Linked DNA regions of Homo sapiens: region 1 is linked to region 2. The links are chromatin contacts, found by Hi-C in ENCODE. All regions are on one chromosome and are shown on one strand. The core of a region is the stretch at or near the end of the contact, and the rest is flanking DNA. Distances in the headings are between cores, read along the strand shown.

The links. A loop is a pair of places that touch in the nucleus more often than their neighbours do. Pooled maps may share reads with other maps.
Region 1: a map of naive thymus-derived CD4-positive, alpha-beta T cell shows a loop between it and region 2 (4-fold over the local background). The contact joins the enhancer-like site here to the promoter of BMX in region 2. A Hi-C loop is called at or near these places in 2 of 168 maps with a recorded cell type or tissue (lower leg skin and naive thymus-derived CD4-positive, alpha-beta T cell) and 7 of 50 pooled maps.

Annotation. Positions count from the first base shown.
Region 1 is chrX:15,756,759-15,763,810 of GRCh38, forward strand. The region is part of intron 2 of CA5B (carbonic anhydrase 5B); the gene reads left to right. All of the region lies in intron 5 of CA5BP1-CA5B (CA5BP1-CA5B readthrough), which reads left to right. Among named protein-coding and RNA genes, the nearest start is that of CA5B, 22 kb to the left of the region's middle. Within about 2 kb of position 1,578, at least 3 of the 41 ENCODE cell types and tissues checked have a DNase peak (open chromatin) inside an H3K27ac peak, as active enhancers do.
Region 2 is chrX:15,498,015-15,504,694 of GRCh38, forward strand. It overlaps BMX (BMX non-receptor tyrosine kinase), which reads left to right and starts at 2,793. Exons shown (of 19, transcript NM_203281.3): 1 at 2,793-2,926.

The sequences.
Region 1 (7,052 bases), core at 328-2,827, 260 kb after region 2:
TTTAAAAAGTTTTTAGCCAGGCGCAGTGGCTCATGCCTGTAATCCCAGCACTTTGGGAGGCCAAGGCGGGTGGATCACAAGGTCAGGAGATCGAGACCATCCTGGCTAACACCGTGAAACCCCGTCTCTACTAAAAATACAAAAATTTAGCCGGGTGTGGTGGCGGGCACCTGTAAGTCCCAGCTACTCGGGAGGCTGAGGCAGTTGAATGGCAGGAACCGGGGAGGCAGAGCTTGCAGTGAGCCGAGATCGCGCCACTGCTCTCCAGCCTGGGCAACAGAGTGAGACTCCGTCTCAAAAAAAAAAAAAAAAAGTTTTTAAAAACCAAAGTAGATGGCCGGGTGCAGTGGCTCACACCTGTAATCCCAGCACTTTGGGAGGCCAAGGCGGGTGGATCACGAGGTCAGGAGTTCAAGACCAGCCTGGCCAAGATGGTGAAACCCCATCTCTACTAAAAATACCAAAAATTAGGCCAGGTGCGGTGGCTCACGCCTGTAATCCCAGCACTTTGGGAGGCCAAGGCGGGCAGATCACAAGGTCAAGAGATCGAGACCATCCTGGCTACTGAAGACATGGTGAAATCCCGTCTCTACTAAAAAATAGAAAAATTAGCTGGGCATTATGGTGGGTGCCTGTAGTCCCAGCTACGTGGGAGGCTGAGGCAGGAGAATCGCTTGAACCTGGGAGTCAGAGGTTGCAGTGAGCTGAGATCACGCCACTGCACTCCAGCCTAGCGACAGAGCGAGACTCTGTCTCAAAAACAAACAAGCAACAACAACAACAACAAAAACCCACAAAAATTAGCCGGGCATGGTGACAGGCACCTATAATCCCAGCTACTCGGGAGGCTGACGCAGGAAAATTGCTTGAACGCAGGAGGTGGAGGTTGCAGTGAGCCAAGATCGTGCCACTGCACTCTAGCCTGGGTGACAGAGCGAGACTCCATCTCAAAAAAAAAAAAAAAACCCCAAAGTAGACATAAACTTGTGTAGGCAGGCAGTTGTAAGAAGAGTAGCATGCTAAGGGGAACAGCATGACAAGAAAAGTACATAGGAACACCAGAGTTTGGGAAGAATGAGGAAAATGAGATTAGATAAGTGAGATGGGTTCTAATAGGAAAACCTGGGCATTGAACATAGAAGTTACAACTTGATATACTGTTTTTAGCGTAGGAGCAATGTGACAAAGGTGGTTATTTAGGAAAATTGCTGAGTGGCAGAACTCAGGAGTAGAGGAGAGTTAGAAAAGAGGAAAAGCAACCAAGAGGCTTTGTATGAAGTCTGGGGGTTAGGGTTCTGAACTAGGCCGCTGTTCTGGGAAAGGTGAAGAAGAGATAAACCTGAATGATTCTTAAAGAAAAATAATGAAATAAAGCAAAAAGGAGAAGCAAACTGTCTTATTCTGTTTGGGCTGCTATAACAAAGTACCTCAGACTAGATAATTTATACACAACAGAAATTTGTTGCTCACAGTTCTGGAGGCCAGGAAGTCCAAAAAACCAAGGTGCCAGTAGATTCAGTGTCTGATGAGGGTTCTCTTTGCTTCAAAGAATTTGCCTTCTTGCTGCATCCTCACGTGGTGGAAGGAGCTCAGAAGCTTTCTCAAGCCTCTTTTATAAGGGTATTAATCCCGTTCATGAGAGCTCTGCCTTCGTGACTATGTCACCTCCCAGTGGCCTCAGCTCTTAATACCATCACCTTGGGGAAAAGGATTTCAGCGTGTACATTTTTGGGTTTTATTTTTTTATTTTTATTTTTTTATTTTTTGAGACAGGGTCTTGCTCTCTTGCCCAGACTGGAGTGCAGTGGCACAATTTCAGCTCACTGCAACCTCCGCCTCCCGGGTTCAAGAGATTCTCCTGCCTCAGCCTCTCAAGTAGCTGGGACTACAGGTATGAGCCACCACACCCAGCTAATGTTTTGTATTTTTACAAGAAATGGTGTCTCCCCATGTTGGCCAGGCTGGTCTCAAACTACTGACCTCAATTGATCTGCCCACCTTGGCCTGCCAAAGTGTTGGGATTACAGGTGCAAGCCACTGCTGCCTGGCTAAATTTTGAGGAGACGTATACATTCACACCATAGCACAAATCTTCCCAGTGATGCTCCTCATCTTATTCCATCCACAAGTATTAACCGAAAGCCAGCTGGCTTACAGAGCAGTGAGGAAGGCAGATAATTAGACACATACGCATATAATTATAACTGCACCTATGTAATAAATGTCATGAAAGAAAAATCGGAGTGCTATGATTTAAAAATTATAATATGAAGTGATCATATTATAAGAGAGTAGCCAGAGGTCACTTTGTCAAGGAGGTAACAATTAAGCCCAAGACCTAAAGATAATGGGAGCCAGCCCTGAGCCAAATGAGGGGTAGTTGATTTCTGTGGAGGAGGAGCACGAAGAAAGGGACTAAGGCAGGAATGAGCTTTCCGTGTTTCAAGGGCTGAAAGAAGGACAGTGCCAAAGCTGGGGAAATAGGTGGTTGCAGCAAACTGAATGTTCATGACCCCCTAACATTTGTGTGTTGAAATCCTAACCACCAAGGTGATGGTATTAAGAGGTGGGGCTTTGGGGAGGTGATTAGATCGTGAGGGCAGAGTTCTCATGAATAGGATTAGTTCCCAATATAAAAGAGACCCCAGAGAGCTCCCTCGTACCTTGTACCATGTGAAGACAGCAAGGAGGCTGTCTATGAACCAGAAGACAGGACCTTGCCGGACACCCAGTCTGCTGGTGCCTCGATCTTGGACTTCCCAGACTCCAGAACTGTGAGAAATAAATTTCTCTTATTTATAAGCCACCTAGTCTATGACATTCTGTCATAGCAGGCTGAATGGACTAAGACAGTGCTAAAGCACAAAATAAACCAAACCTAGGACTACTCATATAAACAACTAAAATCAAGCACTTCCTCAACATGGAATCCTTTGCAGGGCTTTTGTTGCCCATCAGCTAGAAATTACTGACACCTTTTTTTTTTTTTTTTTTTTTTTTTTTTTTTTGAGTCGGAGTCTTGACCTGTCGCCCTGGCTGGAGTGCAATGACACAATCTATCTCAGCTCACTGCAGCCTCCACCTCCTGGTTTCAAGCAATTCTCCTGCCTCAGCCTCCCGAGTAGCTGGGATTATAGGTGCGCACCACCACGCCCAGCTAATTTTTTGTATCTTTAGTAGAGATGGGGTTTCACCATGTTGGCCAGGCTGGTCTTGAACTCCTGACCTCAGGTGATCTGCCTGCCTCGGCCTCCCAAAGTGCTGAGATTACAGGCATGAGCCACCGCACCCGGCCAACACTTTCTTAATGACAGTATGCCTTTGTTAGCATAAACCACAGTTGATAAAATCATTATCTGTTTATTTCATTTTCCCTATACAAGAAGAACCTGAAAATGAAGCTTCTGTTAGACCACTTAATCATCTTATTTTTGAGGTAAAATATGAGCAACAACCAGGAAATTGTTTCGATCTGATTTTTGCTTAAATAGAGGAAAAGGAAGGGAGTAGGAGAGAACAAAAGTGTCAGTTTATCTTTAGCAAAACAAACCCTTGGCAAAAAATTGGCTTCAGTAAGGGGGCAGTGACCAAGGACCCCCTCCCCACACAGTGAGTTGGATGGTCTAACCTAGATGGTCTAGTTTAGTAAAGGAGGAGGGAGGTGGGTAGGAGGAAAGAAACCTTCTGGAAGCTGAACTTGTAAACTCAAGGGCATAAACTGATCTTGTCATTATGGTCATTAAAGAGCAATTGAAGGAACAGGCTCAGTTTTCTTGGGCTGGTATTTGCATGAGTGTGAGTGTTGATACTTCCCATTTCATGCATGAGATGGGGAAAAATTAAGGATGACCAAGGCGTCGTCTTAGGGACCTAATCACTCCAGTTCTTCCCTAGTTGTCACAGGAGACCCTCATTGAATGGCTTTGAAGAGTGTGTACTCTCAAATTATCAGCCACAGTCTGAGTGTCTCAGAGGGGAAGGTGCATAGTCTCTTTGTGTCAGGAATCTTTACAAACAGAATCAGGGCCTTTCAAGGGCTTTCTAGAAGTTAAAAAATTAACACAATTTGAATCATTTTTCAGATCATTTGAATCCTTTCAAGTCATTTGAATTTGAGCTTTTCCCCCCCAACAATGGCAGTTGGATATGTTACAGGGCATATGTTTATTTTATTTTTTATTTTTGCCTTTAAAAGAGATGTTTATTCATGATGAATATGAATCCAAGTGTTTGGGTGGATATAACAGAACCAAATGTAACAGAAATTTAAGATCATCTTTCCCTCTAAGATGAAAAATACGGTATATTATATGTTATTGGATAAAATTACTAAACATTTTTAGACCCTGAGGTTGTATATTTTATGATGTTGGCTGCTGCGTAGTTGCCATGATTGCTTTTTCAAATTGTTAATTTCTTTCTTTTTTAAAATTTCTATTTTTATTTTACATTCAGGGTTTACATATGCAGATTTGTTACATGGGTATATTGCATGGTGATGAGGTTTGGGCTTCTATTGATCCTGTCATCCAGATAGTGAACATAGTACCTAATAGGATGTTTTCCAGAAGGGCATATGTTTAATAAGATACCACAGGGCAACAAAAAAGGAGGAAGATGTGGCTCCTGCCCACAAGGAATTTGCATTCTAATTAGATTATGACAGTATGGCCCAGATTCCATTTCAGATGTGCCAGTTCATGTGCATTTTCCATTTTAGTTTTCTGAAACAGAAACTTCTTGTTCTTTAAAGTTCTTGTTCTTCACAAGTTGTTTTATACTGAGGAAAGAAAAAAACCCAGAACATTGGGTTCAGACCTCTCCAGAGATGACAGTACTGCATTATATGAAGAAATAGAAAGAAAAGAGTATTATGAGTTTGCATGCACCTTTTATCTTTAGACCAGGGTTTATCAACTTTGGCACTATTGGCTTTTGGGTCAGGATGCTTCTTTGTCTTGTCGGGGGGAGCCCATCCAGGGCATTATAGGATCTTTAGCAGCATCCCTGGCCTCTAACCACTAGATGTCACTAGCACCCTCTCCCAGTTTTGCCATCTGAAAATGTCTCCAGACATTGCCAAATGTTTTTGGGGGACTGAATTGCTTTCTCTGTTGAAAACCACTGATTTAGGCACTCTCAGGAGAGCTCTTTGTCTGTATTGCTGGAGCATTTTTATAAATAAAACAAAACAAAACAAAACACTGAGGTTAAGATACTGACTTACGGTCAGGCGCAGTGGTTTGCGCCTGTAATCCCAGCACTTTGGGAGGCTGAGGTGGGTGGATAACTTGAGGCCAGGAGTTCAAGCCCATCCGGGCCAACACAGCGAAACCCCATCTCTACTAAAAATACACAAAAGTTAGCCGGGTGTGGTGGCATGCGCCTGTAATCCCAGTTACTCAGGAGGCTGAGGCAGGAGAATTGCTTGAACCCAGGAGGCGGAGGTTGCAGTGAGCCAAGATCATGCCACTGCACTCCAGCCTGGGAGACAGAGCAAGACTCCATCTAAAAAAAAAAAAAGGTATTGACTTCCGGCTTTCAGCAATTACCGAAGGAAGAGGATTATCTGCTCTGTCAGAGTAAACCAGAGGCAGGTTTCTGCTTTTCATGGAAATAGGAGATGATGCTGCCATACGTGAGGGATTTGACAGAGTAACAAAACAACTACCTTAGTCTCATCCTTATTCTTTTTTTTTTTGAGACAGAGTCTTACTCTGTCACCCAGGCTGGAGTGCAGTGGCGCAATCTCGGCTCACTACAATCGCCATCTCCCGGGTTCAAGCGATTTTCCTGCCTCAGCCTCCCAAGTAGCTGGGACTACAGGCGTGTGCCACCACACCCGGCTAATTTTTAATAGAGACAGGGTTTCACTGTGTCTCGATCTCCTGACCTCGTGATCCGCCAAAGTGCTGGGATTACAGGCATGAGCCACCATGCCCAGCCAGTGTCATCCTTATTCTTAGTGGTGGGGCGAGATGCAGAGGGTCGTTGGTAATTATTTCCTTCATGTTTCTCCTAGTTTTCCTGTTGTTCTTGATTCTACCCATCCATGGTACTTCTAAAGGACAGGGAAATGGACCACCCCAAACTGATGTACATTGGTTCTGCTCATCACACTTGGGGGTCTCAACAGGCTGATCTGTGTTATCAGCAAGTCTGCTGATACTTATCAGGGACTTGCTACAGAGACCTGGTGCTTGACTCTGGAAGAAAATCAGCATCAGCAATGTCTTCAGTGCCTGTGGAGGATAAATTATATGTGTACACCTTAATAGATAATCTCCACATCCCTGTGACACACTGCAACCTCCAGGGACCTTAGCAATGCCGATGTTCTACCCAGGTTTTGCAGGATGGCTGCCTGGTCCTCAGAGTTTGCTTACATAGGAGGTGAACTCAACTCAGCACGCACAGTTATGTGGGGCGAGCATCTTACAGGATGCAGGCTACGCAAGCCTTTTTTTCTACCAGCCAACCAATTAAACGCTGACAATACTGATTCAATGTTTCCTTTCCCAAAGTTCTCCCATTTCCTTTTTTGAAAATAAATCTGTTATTGAAAATTGAATTAATTTGTCTTTGTATTTAAAGCCACTTTGGGGAGTTGGGGGTTGGGAAATTCTCGATGAAGAAAAGAAACTCATTTATGAATACCCTATTTCCACATGGCACCAAACTCCATGCATTATATTGTGATCACAGCACTGATTGCACTTGGTTTAGGTGAGCTTAGTAAGCAGACTGAGATGTGTTGGTTTTGCAAGATGCCAAAATGCTATTCCTCTGCCAGGTGCTCTCTGACCTATCTTTATCCTCTACTTTTGTGTATCCATTAAACCCCTAAGTGGCTGTATTGGTCAGGGTTCTCCAGAAGCAGAACCAATAAGGTATATAGAGAGATGGATGAGAGGGAATTTATTAGTGGAAATTGCTCACATGATTATAGAGGCTGGGAAGTCCCATGACAGGCCATCTGCAAGCCAGAGACCCTGAGATACTGGTAGTATGGGACAGTCCAAGACACAGGCCTTAGAACCAGGGAAACTGAT
Region 2 (6,680 bases), core at 1,543-4,042:
TGGAAGAAGGAGAACAGTCAGGAGACTAGTACAATATTCCCCCTGGGGGTGGTGGCAACTCAGACCAGTAGGTGGCAGTAGAGGTATTGAAAAGTGGCCAAACGGGGGTACATTTGCGGCTAGTGCTAACCTTATTTCATGAAGGATTGAACGTTTGGTGCAAGAGAAGGGTAAAAATTAAGGATGACTCCATATTCTTTAGCCAGAGCAACTGGAGGGGGAGAGTTCCTATTAGCTGAGAAGAGGAAGACTGTAGGAAAAACTAGTTTTGGGGGTGGGGGGGTGGGTGTGAATCAGGAGGTCAGCTTTGGACAAGTTTTGACATATATATCAGATATCCCAAGTACAGATGGACAAGTTGACAGTCAAACATAAGTTTGGAATTCAGGGAAGAGGTCCTGGCTGTCATAAGCATATAGATGGTGTTTAAAGCCATGAGTCAAGTGAATTTTCTAAAGTGAGAGAAAAATACAGGTCAGCCACAAGCCAGAAGGACTCTGATTATCTCATTTTCTTTCTTCCTCTCTCTCTCTCTCTCTCTCTCTCTCTCTCTCTCTCTCTCCCTCTCTCTCTCTCTCTCTCCTTCCCCCTTTCTCTCTCTCTCTCTCTGACAATGGATTCTACCAGGTTCTTTTTTATTTTAAAAATGTAAGCACAAGTAAACAGGCTTGTTCACATCATGAAGTCAAATTATCCCATGCCATGTCCCTTTAGCTGTGGCCTGCTAAAGGCTTGCATGAACAAGCTTAGGAGAAAATTCCTAAAATTCTAACTGAGTAAAGATGACAATGCAGAGTATAATTTGAGTAAATGAAGTCATATTATCGTAATAGCAGATTGCCAAAAGTTAGGATGTAACTAAACTCATGGAAAATACAGAGCCAAAGAAACAGGAGAAGTAGCAGAGGAAGTGAATGAATAGAATAAAGTAAATAAATCTGTGACATTTTGCCTTAGAGGAAACCACTCCTCCCAGCTGTCCTTGGGTGTTTTATGCCCCCAAGAAGGGATGGAAATCCCAAGAGATTGTGCCCAGGTGTTTCCACAGTTATACCGACTGTATTAGTCCATTTTCATACTGCTATGAAGAAATACTCAAGACTGGGTAATTTATAAAGGAAAAGAGGTTTAATGGACTCACAGTTCCATATGACTGGGGAGGCCTCACAATCATGGTGGAAGGTGAAAGAGGAACAAAGGCATGTCTTACCTGGTGGCAAGCAAGAGTGCGTGTGCAGGGGAACTGCCCTTTATAAAACCATCAGATCTGGTGAGACTTATTCACTGTCATGAGGACAGCACGGTAAAAACATCCACTCCCGTGATTCAATTACCTCCCACTAGGTCCCTCCCACAACATGTGGGGATTATGGGAACTACAATTCAAGATGAGATTTGGGTGAGGACACAGCCAAACCATATCACCAACTCCTCCTTCCCCTACCCTAAGTTTACTTTTTATTCTAGAATCGAACTTTTGCCATATTACCATATATAAGTTGTGAAGTAAATACAAATCGCCATGTGGAAAAGGAAATTAACTAGCAGAGTGTAGAATTAATTTATTTAGCCAGGTTGTTGTGCCACTCTTGCCCTGCTTCACCCTTAATTTTTTGAATGACTACCTACTATATTCCTAAAGAATGGAGAGCTATTTGGAATCCATCAGTGACTTTAATTTGCTATTAGAATGTAAGTTACACTCTTTTGAATTCTTCTGAAGGACTCCTTTCCCTTCCCAAAATTCTAGTTTCCAAACTGAAATATTAAAAAATATTTCTGCAAGTTATTTTTCCCATACTCTACTGTAATTAAACCACTATTTGTGGTTCCCCCCCCCCCCACACAGACACATAAGCCCCTTGAAGATGTGGGCTGCCTCTCTTCTGTTTGCTCTTGTGTCTCCAACCCCTAACGGAATGCTCAGCACATGGCAGGTTCTCAAATAAGACTTGACTGAACGAATTAATAGAAATGATGCTAATTCCATGTACACTCAAAAGAATACCTCTTTGAAAGCCAGTAGCTTCACTCTCTTCTGCCAACCCAAGACTTCTTCACATCATAGATACTTACAAATAAGTTACAGTAAGCAACAATTTATAAGTAAACACAGTGTGTCAATGCATGCCAAAAGGATGATTACTTTTCTTGGCTATCCATAGCAGGACATAAAATATGTCCTTAGATTTATTACAGATGGCCAGCCGGTATGCACCAGAGAAAATAGTGGAATGGGGGAAGCCAAAAGTTGTGAGTCTGTCATAATGATGTCAAGTGACACACTTTTTCATTGCGATCTAGGTGTACCATACCTTAGCAAAAACAATCTATTTTCCATTTCTGGATTTCTTAATAACTTAAACTATATAAATAAGCTCCTTTTCCATCATATGAACTGTTCTTACATATTCTCTGGCCTTCCTTTGTCCAAATGTTGAGTTGAAGTTTTCATTGCATATTCTCTGTGCACTTTGCATTACCTAATGGTTTCCTGGCTCATGTGAGAGAAGTCAGCGTCAGCAGTCGGGTTTTGCCGAGATATTTTCTTGTCCTTTCCAGCATAGAGCTCTACAAACAAAGGCAGGGTTATCACATGTACCCGAGAGCTGCCTGGGAAAAGTGGGAGCTATAGTTATCAAAATTGGAAACTTTATGAAGTATGCTTTTGTCTCCGTTTTTGTTGCGTTCAATCAGATCAACAAGTGTTGGCTAAGTGTTGAGCGTGGTTTCCTGTGGGATTGTGTAAGGCTCTGTAGGACAATAAACGTGTTGGGGGCACTGAGTAATGTAGCCATTTCTGACCCGGCAGCCAGGAAAATGTGAAACAATTTGCTTCTGGAAACAGGACAGCCGGGGCCGTGTTCCTGCAACAGCAGACCAAGCACCGCGGCGGACCCAGGCAAGCACGGAACAAGCTGAGACGGTGCGTTTAAGCGGCAGGTGGCTACTCAGTGTCGCATACTATGCGGAAAATAGGTTTGGTTCCCGGTGTTGTGGGGCCTGAAGTTACAAACTTTGGGAAGCTCACTTTAAGAAAAATAGTACAACATTTTTAATATGAAATTGCCAGGGCTTTCTCTGGGACTTTAGATGGGACCAGGTAATTTGGAGGCCAACGGCTGAAACTGCTATAATTTCACTGTAAATTCACTCCTTGCTCAAAATCTCAGTTAGGGAAGCTCTCAGGTTGTTTATGTATCACCACCAGTTCTACCTAGCTTTGTGTGTATTCTCTGCTAATTTTCTCCATCCGCTTCTTTAGGTATTGCCTTTCCATAGCCTTTCATATTGGCCTCATAACTGCTTCCAAAGAGACATAGAAATGTTCCTTATACCTTCTTTAACTGTGTTTTTATGATGTTACTTTAGCTACAAATATTTGCTCTTAGGTTCCTGAGGTCTCCCTAAATCAAGTGCTTTGTGTATTTTAGATGGAGATAGACAGGTGGGAGGGAGGTGAACCATGCAGTTGTACTCATATCCATATAATTTTGAAAGATTTTGTGGGCCACAATGATTTCATTGGATTTGAAAAGGAGTGCAACTTTGTGGTCCATGTAAGTGCTTCTCAAGCTTTCCTGTGCACGTGGATCACCTGGGGATCTTGCTAAAATGAAGATTTGGCTGCGCGAGGTCTCGGGTGGGAACTGAGAGTCTGCATGTCTAATGATCGCCCGGATGATGCAAGTGCACGGACCACACTTTGAGTCACATCCAAGTATTTATTTGTAGGAAATATGGTGGCACAAATACACAGTCAATAAGGGTATGGTTCAACCTCATTTTATGGTAACTCGTCTCAGGATGGAAAGTCTGCGACAAACCTACTATGTATGGACTGGTGTTTGTTGACATGGCAATACATGAGGAGGTCTTCCTGCCTCCCATTTTCTCCTATACCCAGGAGCTGGGGACAGAGGGATGAGAAGTAAAATTTTATCATTAAGGATCATTATTATTTCACTGTCTTTAGTTTTTTAACTTTTTATGGTCCTTTTTAAAACTTTGCCTATGGAGTGATCAGAAGGGACATAAGCTTTTAGAATATCTACTAGGGTGTTGGGCATTAGGCTGCCATTTTCTCTTGACTACTTGTAACCCTTCGAAGTGGTTATTGTTTCACTGCCTTTACAGATGGGGAAGCTGAGGTTTAGCTGGGTTAAGTAACATGACAGATTCCATAGAGACAGAGCAGGGATTCGAACCCAGCTCGGTGCTTTCACTTGCACTAACCGGCATCATGAAAGCAGTGTTACATGTTTAATTCAGCATGAGATGCTAGCTCATGGATTTATTACTTTTTGCTTTTCTCCTAAGGAAGTTGCCCAGAGAGAGTGCCCTAAGCAGAGGAGAGGGAGCAGAAAGAAAGAGGTTACTGAAAAGAAGAAAAGACTTAGAAAAGCTCTATGGGGCACTGAAGATTAATCTCACACCTAAAGCAAAACTTAGCTCCAAAAAGACTAGCATTAAGATTCTTGCCTTCTTTGTGAGAAAATGATCTTCCCAAAGTGTCTGGTTTTTATACACTTATTTTGGATCAATTAAGGTATGATGCTCCAAGATGCTGAGAATTTGACTGTCAATGTTAAAAGATTTCTGTCCATATCATGCCAAGATCAACTTTAACTTTCCCTCTCCTGCATAACATCATGTGAAATAAGGATCTGTCAGGTTCTGTGAAGCCAGTATTTGTCTTTGGCCAGCATCCTAAGACTTTTTGAACCACTTTACTTGATCCTCAGTCAAACTTTTTGTTCTTGTTTAAACCTACCATCACATTTTGTTCAGTTATTTAGCACGAAGATAAGCGGGCCTGGCATTTGGACAAATATTTGAAGATCAAGTTTGTCACAGGGCCCTCCAGTTTCCCTTCCAGATCCCACCCCACTTGGAGCGTCTTCCCTTTCTTTCCCACCCTTCCTGCTCTACTGCCCTCCCACCACATGTATTATTTTAACATCTTGACACCTACAAAATCTTTAGCTATATGGCATGTAAAGTAAGAGAGGATAACTAAACCAAGTCAAAGGGTAAGGAATTGCTATCCTTATCTCTGAATTTTAAAAGATAAATCTTTAAAGACACCACCCTGAGCCAGTCAGGGAATACACTTCCTGGTTGAGGGAACTATCCAATGGCCACTTAACTAGATAACCCTGTCTCCCTTGGTATCCTGTTTCCTGCTCCCCTTCTGTACCACTGAGAATTTATTCCAACTTTTGAGGTTGTATGTTCTTACCTATTTTCAGAATGTGGTTTCAAATTTTGCTATTTAACACTGCCTTTCAGCAGGAGATTCCTATCGAAAGATTATAGGTAACATCTTTCTGATATTTCCAATAAAATGTCTCTTGCACTGGTCTGTTAAGACTCAGATTTATGGGTAGTTTCACCAAACTATGTCCCTTAGCAAAGCTGTAGTATGTTTGGCTGAACACACAGATATCTCCTACTCTGTTTACTGCCATCATGGAGTGGATGGTGTACAGGTATGACACCTGAAGCTGGCTCCCAGGGCCATGCCTCTTAGGTCACTGGTTAACAGTACTGGCTAAGTCACTTAGGCTGCTGGGGCTCAGTGTTACATCTGTAAAATGACTTCTAGGTTTCTTATAAGATTTGACATCCTATGACTGCCTTCCTGTATTTAGGTTAGAGCAGTCTCTGGTTTAGGAGGGTCACACAGCAGGCATGTCCTTCTCTAGCATTAGTAGCGTGGTCACGAATATGGGATGTGGAGTTAGACTGCCGGGATTCAAATCTAGCTCCACCCACTAGCAGTGTGACCTGGGCAATTTATTTATCTATTGCAGCTCCATAAGCTATAAGCAGGGAATGATGTTACAACTTACTCTATAGGGTGAATGTGTCACAACCTATCCCATGGGCTGGGAGTATCACAAAATATCCCATAGGGTGGGGGTGTTCTGGCCTACCCCATAAGGTGGAGGTGTCATGAGCTACCCCATAGAGCAGTTGTGACCAGTAAACTCTAAACAGCCTGGCACATAGTGAGCCCTCCTTAAGCATTGGCTAGGATCATTATCATAAAATCACTCTCATCCTTCAAAGTCTAATTTCAATGTGCTCCCTTCTAAAATACCTTACTTGGCTACCTTAAGGAAAAAACAACTTTTCCTTCCTTGGACCTTTCATAGCAAAGTGAATAGACTCTACTCTAGCACCTACATTTTTTTCCCCATCTTTTCTTTTTTAAAACATAGTTGGTACCCACAATGTGCCAAATACTTTCACCATAAGGTTTCTCATTTAAGTCCCGTAAAGTAAGAGAGTTGTTACCTATCTCAATTTACAGATCAGAAAACTGAAGGTTAGTGCAGGGAAGGGGCTTGGCCAGGGTGACACAGTTTACAAATGACAGTTCTGTAACCTCCTCCATGCCTTCCGAGTCTGCCACCCCACAGCAATCTTTCATATTAATTAGTTATGCAGCCCATCTCTCAAACTTGTTCATTGTCACTCAGGGCCACGGACAGCTGATCTTTATTTCTGGAACCAGTCACTCAATGTTGGACACACTGTAGGCTCAAAATCAAGCATGCCAAATAGAACTGCCGACTTGAACTTCTTACTCTCATGACATCATTTCCTTATAAATCCTAAAAAACTATAGTGATTATAAGTCATGTTAATTCAACACACACCTTTTATGTATG